Linked DNA regions of Mus musculus: region 1 is linked to region 2. A link is a contact called in ENCODE Hi-C or POLR2A ChIA-PET data. All regions are on one chromosome and are shown on one strand. The core of a region is the stretch at or near the end of the contact, and the rest is flanking DNA. Distances in the headings are between cores, read along the strand shown. Region 1 overlaps Rbks (ribokinase). Region 2 holds the start of Rbks (ribokinase).

Region 1 (5,053 bases), core at 2,067-4,566, 67 kb after region 2:
TGCTTGGCCATGTCTACACTGAAGAGTAGCCAGCTGTACTCCTTAAGCGTGTGAACAGTGTGCTGTATGAATTATATCCCAGAGTCAAGATCTGGGGAGAGGTTGTTTGTTTATTTGTTGTATTTTTCTGTGGGAGGAGGGTATAGGTTAGTGGTAGAGGTCCTGGGTTCCATCACTACCAACACACACACACACACACACACACACACACACACACACGCATCAAATGACAAGCTGATTATAGAAACCAAGGAATAAATCTTAGTGCTTGATTAATGTGAACTTCTGATCATTTGGACTATATTTTATATTTGGCCATAAAATAAGAGTATTTTTAAGGTGGATTATCTCAGCCTAATCATTAACATTTATCACAAAGGGGCATGGACATGGACATCTGTGATATAATAAATTGTCATGTTCCCTGCAGATTATTTAGAGTGGAGATCAGCTACACTTACAGAGAAGAAATCTGGGTTCTGGCTGGCTGTCATGATGTTCATAAACTGATCTGGTTTGGGAAGGTGGGACATTTGAGGTTGGGGAAGGACGAGATCTCATCCCCCTGAGATAAACATGAGCTGATAACAGGAGAGGGATCCCTTCCGGTGGGAGCTGTGAACTGAGCTCTTGCACAAACAGCCTATCTCAGGCTCAGTCCACCAGAGAGCTCACTGCCTACCCAGGTGGAGCCTTTGCACTGTTGTGCCTGGGATATAGTATCAGTCTTCCTGGTCCCCATCTGCTCCTAAATGCCTTCTTCTGAGGCTTTGAGACTTCCCAGTGTTCACTGGTAACCATGTTAGAACGTCTGGCTCAATGGAAAGACAGCAGGGAACCACCAACAGCTACCCACTATGCCTTGCAATAGTGTTTGCCTTTAGGGTAACCCACACGTCAAAGACCCTGTCTAGCCCACTTGCCCTTCAGAGCATGAGGCCTTCCCCTCAGTATTTCTCAGATGTACTCTTGTCACCCCCTGCCCCAAAGAACCTTGTAAATGTTTTCCTCCTCACCCTTCTTTTCCGCGTGAAATATTGAGCCAGCAAATATACTCATCTGCACATTTAGACTTCCTGTCCCTCTTTAAAGAGACACCAACCACTTGGGAACCCATACCCTGTATGAAAGAAAAGTCCTCAGCTGAGTTTCCCTGCTCACCCCAGCAGCTAGAGCTGACCCGTCACATGGGGAAGGGAACCCTGAAGCCTGATGGCTCTGCTCACCACGATGAGCCCTGACCTCAGATTCCAGGGCTGCTAGGAGACTCTTAGCCCAGGCTTGCTCAGCCACCTTTTGAGCTCTGCTCCAACTCTCCCTGGCAGTGACAGCATCTGCTCAGCCATGGAGAGCAGAGTGTTCTACCAAGCTATAGTGCAGTGGAGGTCCAGGATGTCGGTCATTGCCATGGGAAGCCCCCTTTCTGAGCCGATCTCCAGCCCCACCTCTCTTGGCTTTGACTTTTCCTAAAGCCTCTGCTCCTTATCCCCTAGGGATGTCTGAGCCTTGCCTGGCTTCCCCAGTTCTGCACTGACCCCAGGACTGTCCACTCTACTCCCGTTACTTGATTTGAAAGAACCTAGTGGGGAAACCCCCACTCAATTCTCGTTCGGCACGCACCCAAGAATCACGAACAGACGACCATCTTGATGTAAAAGCATGAGGTAGTTTAATGATGGAGCTCCAGGCCTACACGTATCTCCCGCAGGAGACAGAGGTGCTGACCACATGGTGGAGCCATAATGGCAGAGCTCCGGTTCGAAACTTATCTCACGCAGGAGACAGTGGTTTCGACCCTGAGGCTTGGAAGCTAGGGACTTTTATAGAAAAGGGGTGGGGCTGGGGGAGGAATTGGCGCGGTTTCACATGATTGGTCCATTTAAACATTAACAGACTGTCAGAAGGGCGGGAGATAGGGAGGCACTAGGCCAGTCAGGACATGTAACGACAGGCCTGCCCGGGCATGTCCTAGCCTGTTCTGCTATGTTCTCAGCCCCAGGTTTCAAAGCTCACAAACAACTCTTTGGGCTATTTGACATAAATTACATGAATCACAGGTCTCAAGGTTTATTTCCTTTCAGATTCTCATGAACTCACTAAAGGGTTCATGGAGAACCTCACCTAGCCCACAGCGGAGTGAAGGTCAAAGTTCCGGGGAAATTCTGATGGCCACTGCTGGAGCTCTTTACATCCTGGCCTGCATAATCAGGGGCTCTAGGATACTAGCTTCTACCCCTTCCAAGCCCTCTGACTCTTCTCCTCTGAGCTGGGAACAGAAAATCAACCTTGCTCTAACTCTCAAAGGATGGAGTCCCTATGATGGTGACCCCTTCTGTTCCTGGAACCTTGTCTGCCCCCACTCATCTAGGTCATGAGTTTCTACTACATGTAAAAGAAATGGCCTCTGATATACCATGTAGTCTGCCCTGCTGTGTTGAACACCCATTCTGCCAGGCTCTCCTGGACCCCCTGACATTGTCTGAATTAGTAGCTACAACAGTCCCATCATACAGGTAAATAGATGCAGAAAAGCTGAACAACCTGCCAGAGATCACACAACCAGTACATCAGTCAAATGGGGGTTTTGGATCTGTCTGACCCCACCCCATTTGTGCATGGTTCCACTTGAGAAAACATCTCAGTTGTGAGTTTTTCAAATGGCAGAGAGGCTTCAATACAAGTGAGAAGGCAACCCACTCACCATCCCTAAAAGATGACTGAGGTAACAAAGAGACTGAAGAGAGATTAAAAGGTCCTTCTGCATGGTGTCCCTGAAGTTTGGGATGCCTAAACCCAATCAGGTTCTCATGCCTCAGCTCCTGGACAGGGGAAGGAGGCAGAAGTGTATGCTTAGACATCAGTGCCAGAGGAGGGTAGGCCTGACTGCCAGGCCAGCCTAGAGCAACTGAGGCAGCTCCCTAAAATGATCCCTGGAAGGCAATTCCATTCCGAACCAAATGCAGAGAGCAGGGCTGACCCGAGTGCTCTAGAGCAAATCTGGCCCCCAGCACCATGTAGAAGGTAGTGGGGACCCTGACAATTTACATCTGCTCTCTCCTGAGCCCCTAGTCAAATCCTTGAAAAAGAAATGGTGTGTCATCATGTTTCAGCCATTTCTGAAACCACAAGCAGACTAAGGAATTCAGCCTGCAGTGTGGGCTCTGAATAGCTCTATGGAGGGAGAGGCCTTGAAAAGAAAAGCAAGTGGTATCTACTTGTCAGATGGAATGTGTGAAGACATCCAGGAGGAATGTGGGGGCTCTGTTCGGGTGGCTCGGGCAGTTTGGCCTCTGAATCATGCCATGTGGGTTCAGATTCCTAACAGATGAAGCCTCAGGGCTGACATCACTCTCGCAAGATCACCCGGGAGCTGCGGTGCTGCCCAGCAAGTGTTTTACCTTGGGGATTTTCCCAACCACATTTAATATCTGTCATTCCTTCCAACTCACCCATTTTCTGTCATCTGGAATTTGACAAACTAGGACTCTTATAAGCCTGTTTCATTGCTGGTACCCCCCTCCTGTAAGATGAGGCATTCTTAGAATGGCATGTGCTCTCTCTCTCTCTCTCTCTCTCTCTCTCTCTCTCTCTCTCTCTCTCTCTCTCTCCCTCCCTCCCTCCCTCCCTCCCTCCCTCCCTCCCATAGTTTCCAGGTAGCCTCAGCTCTGGTGACTTCTGATCTCTGTTGTTACACTTCAGCCTCTCACTCCCAGGACGACAGTACCTGCTTGAAACCCCCAGGCCTGCTCTGGCCATGGCCAGTTTCCTCCCATCTTCTCCATCTTTCTTACCTTCCTCAGTTTCCTGCATTTTCTCCTTCCTGTTGAGTCCCTCCTGGTTGTTGTTCCTCCCTCAGCAGTAAAGAGTCTCTGATTGTCCTTCTCAGCCTTTATCCCCTGAAAACAACAATTCCTCTGTTGTCCCCTTCTTCCCCCACACCTGCCTGAGGCAATCTAGTTCAAACTCTCTGCTCCTGTGGCAAGCATAGAGGAAATGGTACCTGCTGTGATTTGAATCCAATTGGTCCCCTCACACTCACATTCTGAGTGCTTGTCCCCCAGGGGGTGGCACAGAGGACCTGGAGGACAAACAGCCAGGCCAGCAGGTGAGTTGCTAGGCACAGGCCTTTGAAGGCTATGTCAAGCCACACACTCCTACCATGAAGTGCTTTTCTTGTCCTTACGGACCCCTGCCCCAGCCCTGGAATAATGAGGAAAACAACCCTCTCCTCCTCTTTTACTCAGTTCTTTGGTCACAGTGATGCAAAAGTAACCAACACGGTATCGCATGCAGGGCACAGGGAGAGATTCATGATCTTCGTGTTTATCCCTGACACAAGCTCTTCCCACAGGCAGTCAAGAAAGCCTCTCCGCCTGTCCTTCCTAAACCCTTCCCTAGACAAGACTAAGCAATGTCTGCCTTCCCTGTAAGGTTTCCACAGCAAACTTGAGCCACTGTAGTGCAGAATTACATGCAAGTGGTCATCCACACCCTAGCACAATCGAGGTCATAAAGAGGTGGCAGTCCTGCTATGTCACTGGAGTCCCACACAGATGACCTCGCTGAAAACTGTGCCTGTGAGCGCTGCCTTTTCTTTAAATATCGAAGAGTTGTTGACATGCCTTGAACCAAGGAGAATCAGTTTCCTCAGCTTTAACCTGAGGATGGCACAGGGTTGCTGCAGGCCTCCAAGACACTGAAAATCACAAGATGCCTCACTGCATGGCCTCTCGGCTTTGTGTGACTCACTCACTCACAGGCACTCGGGTGCAATGCAACTTGCACAACATAGAGCACAGTTTGAACTGTGCCTTCCTCCAGGGATCCTAGTGAACATCCAAGAAGTAACATCCAGGAGGCCCAGAAGAGCCTGACAATGAGGGAAGAAAAGAAAACCAGGTACTGCGGCCAGCCAGCTCGTGGTTCAAGTGAGGGTGCCGTGCTGGGGTAGTAGTCTACCATCTTTAAGCATTTCCTTCCCAGCTCCCACCTTCATCAGACAGCCCTCAGAGACTGGGTCTGAACTGGGTCAGTTCACTGATGGCACAGAACC
Region 2 (4,489 bases), core at 1,160-3,659:
GCCTCCCCATACATTCTAATACATCTAACATGAGCAAATGTCTCCTTTCCTATATATAGTATCTATCATAAAAATACATATATCTTATAGCATGGCATGACTTATAAGTCACTTCCATATGCAGCCTTGCCATTCATCTTCACAGTCTGGTATAAGGCATGTTTCTAATTCCCACATTCCAGGTGACTTGGGTAACTGTTTCTGGACAGTAGGCTCACCCACACTATCACTTTGAAGACTTTTCTAAACTCCACAGTCCTGCCTGATGTCTGCCCACTATGTCACAGTTCCTGGAGGGGGATGCTCATTTACTTCACATTCAAAACACACAGAGTCATCTGAGAAGCAAGCAGAAGGATATCTTATGACAAAAAAAAAAAAAAAAAAACTGTTCCATGGTTTGTTTTTTTCCTCAGAGTATCTAATTTACACCAAATTTCTCCAAGAAAGAGAAATCAAACTAACACCTCACACATGATCTCTGTTACTCACCTCTCTGCACAAACATCCACTCCCCCCCCACACACACACACAGTTTCTTAATGAATACTGTTTCCATTTTGTAAATACAAAAGCTAAAGACCAGCCAAATCAAGTTACTTATTTAATGTCACATAAAGAACAAACAGAAGGACTGAAATTCAGGTCCAGAGCTCTCTCAAATTCCACTATTCCTATCCTCTTCTCAAGCATTAATTACAATGGCCACTAAAGAAAGCACCAAGGTGAATTTTTAAAGCATACACTTCGGTAAATATAAAGACAAAGTCACGAATTTATACACATGATTGCTTTACAGCTAGACACCAACTAGGCTCCTGCTGATCCAGTGTTGGTACTAGCCTGAATGATTCACTAATTAAATGCCAAAGGAAACAACCTTCTCCAGACGCCAAACCACACTAGTGATTATGAAAACCCATTCCACTTCAGCAACTGTCAAGACGTTAGGATCACACCTGAGGGAATGGATTTCTGTCTTTATCTCCAGAACAGCAGCTATAATACAAGTTTTTGACAGTGCAAGGTTTTGTGCAGCTTCAAGATGTTTCAGTAAGTGTGACTTCACTAACAAATGAAAGTTAAAAAAAAAAAAAACTATACTGACTCCAAAATCAGGAATTTGAAGAGAAAAAAAAAAAAAAAGATGATTCTTTGGTACAATATGCAGGGATATGGATTAGAAACACACACCTCTCCTTTACATATGGCACCATTATAACTGATTCCAGAGAAGCAGGAAATTTTGGTGACCTGCCTCTCTTGAATGCTTGTTTTGCAATTTGTATTTCCTGATTTTGATGTATTGCAGACGGAAGATGCAAATATATAATTTTTATAAAAAAATCTGCTGCCGCAAGATAAGGTCACATGAGGTCTTTTAGTGGGCAGGCTGTCTGGGGAACACAAAGACGTATAAAGCACCATCTAGGCTCTCGCAATTAGGAGAGGATGACAAACACGGAAACATGTGCCCCCGTTGACGTCATGGAACGGAAAGGGGTGGCCTCCTGCTGCATCACGTCCACGTCATATGGCGCACGAGGGAAGTTACTGTGGGGGAGCAATTTCTCCACTGGGCAACATCAGGGAGGGGCGGGGAGAGCGAATTGGTTCCGATCCAAAGAATGTCCACCCATTCTGAGGAGAATCTAAAGGGATCCAACCCTTTCTCCCAAATTGTATGATGCCCTCATCAAGTGCAAAAAGAGGCGGGCTTCATCAGAAACCAGGACTGAACGAGATACGTGGAGAAAGAGAAGCCTCAGATCTTGGGGGCGGCTCTTGAGGGAATCCGCGTGCTGTGGGGCGAGCGGGGCATCTTTGGAACGCGGGCCTTCTCTTGAAGAGGCTAGCTCTCTGGCCATACTCAAACATGGCTCTCTGCGCCACCTGTGCGACTGAGATCCAACCTCCCCGCACCAGCCCGGGTCCAGGTACCTGGAACTTAAGTCCGATCAGTAACCGGCGACTAGACGGGGTACAGGTTACCCGAGCGCGCCCCCGACCGACGCACCGACCTGCGCGCGAACCGCGGGCCGGATGCGTGCGCGCTCCCCCGGACGTCCCGCCCTCTCCGGAGCCGGCCGGGCGTGCGCGTCCCCGCGCCGAGAAGCCGGAAGCTGAGGAAGGCGACCGGGTAGCGCCTGAAGGTTCCCGGGAGCTCTGGCCTAGTGCTTGGCGCGCTCTGTCATTCTCGCCGTGGCGGCCGGGCCCTGTGCTTGTGAGGCGGGGCAGGAACACCGGTCCCAGAGGGATCAGGACTAGCCAAAGGCCGGAGAGATTTCGGGCATTTGGGAGGGCGACCGGCACAGGCGGGTGGAACGCCCGCGTCGTTAAGGAGGACGGGGCGGCGTCCCTGGTTACGGGGTCAGGCAAAGGGCAAAGGGCAGCGTCAGGGTTGAGCAGGATTAGTAATGGCGGCGTGTGGGGAGCCCGGGAGGCCCTGGCAGGAGGAGGAGGCAGCAGCGGTGGTAGTGGTGGGTTCCTGCATGACCGACCTGGTCAGGTTAGTGCGGGGCCGCAGCGCAAGGTCTCGGGAGGGCGAGCCACACTGTGGATGCCCGGGCCTCGGATCGGTGGGCACCCACCATTGGAACTTTCCTGAAAGCTTCAGGTTTCCAAGCACGACTTCTGAGGTGAAAAGGCAGAATTCAAGTTTGTGGAGGTCAATGACAGAGGAAGGGACAGGGATGGGGGGTGGGGGGACTGAATGAAAGCTTTGATAGACACCCCCACCTACGGGCGCCCCCAAACACCTGCACCTGTTTCCTTGGCCAGGCTGCCCCATGACATTTTAACCTCTGAGAACATGATGTACCTACTTCACAGGGTTGAGAGCACAAGAAGTGTTTTGTCCACCAGACCCAACTGGGTATTACTGGATTGAACACGTGAAAGAAGGCACTGAGGCAAACACCTTTTCACTCATGTTGGCATTCCTGCAGTGTTCCATATTTACAGTTTACTTTTATGTGGAAATGTAACCATGGGCCAACCTTTGTGGTGAACCTAAGTGTGAATTCAAAATTTAAAACACACACACACACACACAAACATGACAATTACAGCCACTAAAAACCTGACCAAATAGTGCTAAATGAGAATAGTTGAGTTAGGTCAGAGAGGTTGTAGGGAAGATCCTTCTGCTTTGTCGTCTGTTTTTATGAAAACAGCTTTCCAAGCAGATAAGCAATATACATTGTAGAAAAAAAAATAGTTCAGGTATTCCAAAAAACTCAGGCCATATAATTCTGTTTATGTTAATAACCATATTTCCCAGCAACTTAGTGTCATCGGTCCCTAAACTATTTTTCCAAAAGATAGCAGAGAACTTTGAAATAAGGCCTTGGGGTAATCAAAACAACCAAACCCTTTCACCAAACTACCTATATCTACTTTAAAAACAGCTCCAGGGGCCTCATATATCTAACTTAATCTTGCTTAAAACATTATAAATTGTTATCAGATTCATCAAGATGGCTATGAGGTAAAGGTGCTTGACTAAAGCCTAATGCCCTTCAGTTCCTGGAGCCCAGTATGGTGGAAGGACACTACATATGTGATGCATGAGTGTGTACACAATAGATAGATAGATAGATAGATAGATAGATAGAATAAATAAGTCTATGCTTTCAAATTACCAAACACAACAGAAAAGATGGAATTAAAAAGGAGACTGGGGCCGGGCGTGGTGATGCACGCCTTTAATCCCAGCACTTGGGAGGCAGAGGCAGGCGGATTTCTGAGTTCCAGGCCAGCCTGGTCTACAAAGTAAGCTCCAGGACAGCCAGGGCTACACAGAGAAACCCTGTCTCGAAAAAAACAAAAAAAAAAAAAGAAAAAGAAAAGAAAGAAAGAAAAAGGAGACTGGGAGAGGCAAGTTAATTGACAAAAACCCTGATATGTTGTAGGGACTACAGAAATGGCCTCAACAGTTAAGAGCATTGGATAAAAACCACCTGTAACTCCCATCTAAAGGGTCCCACACCTCCAAGTGCATTGCTTTCCTACACACAGAGTTAAAAGTAAAAAAATGATTTTTTTAAATGAAGCAATAACAGAAGAGCTACAAATAATTAAAGTTTATATAATTTTGTGTGTGGTGCTAGATATTGAACTCAGGTCCGTTGCATGGCTAGTAAATACTTTACTACTAAACTACACTTATAGCTTTTAATTTTATTATTTGAGACAGAATCTCACTAAGTTCCCCATGCTGAACTTGTACCATGTAAGTTAGGCACTTGACCATGCTATCTTGCTGTAGCTGGGATTACAGGCTTACAGCCCCAAGTCTGTCTCTAAATTCTAAATTTTCCTTTTTCAGAAATGTTTGAGCTGCTACCTTGTCCTAAGTTACGCTGAGGCAGGCATGATTTTCTGTACTGGAAGACAATATAGCTGGAGACCTTTGGTGAGGAGGCTTATGTGTATTTTTCTAGGGGAAGATGTCAGCACATCTTTCTGTAAAGCTCCAGATAGTAAA

Evidence for each region. A loop is a pair of places that touch in the nucleus more often than their neighbours do. ChIA-PET counts read pairs that join two places held with the same protein, here RNA polymerase II (POLR2A).
Region 1: a loop to region 2 is called in a map of Patski, with 2.8 times the contacts of the local background. The contact joins the enhancer-like site here to the promoter of Rbks in region 2. A Hi-C loop is called at or near these places in 3 of 37 maps with a recorded cell type or tissue (Patski, adrenal gland and heart). POLR2A ChIA-PET finds 5 or more read pairs at or near these places in 3 of 5 experiments (Patski and embryonic stem cell).

The regions. Positions count from the first base shown.
Region 1 is chr5:31,628,459-31,633,511 of GRCm38, reverse strand. All of the region lies in intron 7 of Rbks (ribokinase), which reads left to right. The region is part of intron 2 of Gm38424 (a long non-coding RNA gene); the gene reads right to left. Among named protein-coding and RNA genes, the nearest start is that of Mrpl33, 17 kb to the right of the region's middle. Within about 2 kb of position 3,316, at least 1 of the 3 ENCODE cell types and tissues checked has a DNase peak (open chromatin) inside an H3K27ac peak, as active enhancers do; it is heart, where a contact is called at or near this core.
Region 2 is chr5:31,695,530-31,700,018 of GRCm38, reverse strand. It overlaps Rbks (ribokinase), which reads left to right and starts at 2,409. Exons shown (of 8, transcript NM_153196.1): 1 at 2,409-2,509. The coding sequence starts at 2,418. Babam2 (BRISC and BRCA1 A complex member 2) reads right to left here and starts at 1,969. Exons shown (of 12, transcript NM_144541.1): 1 at 1,942-1,969.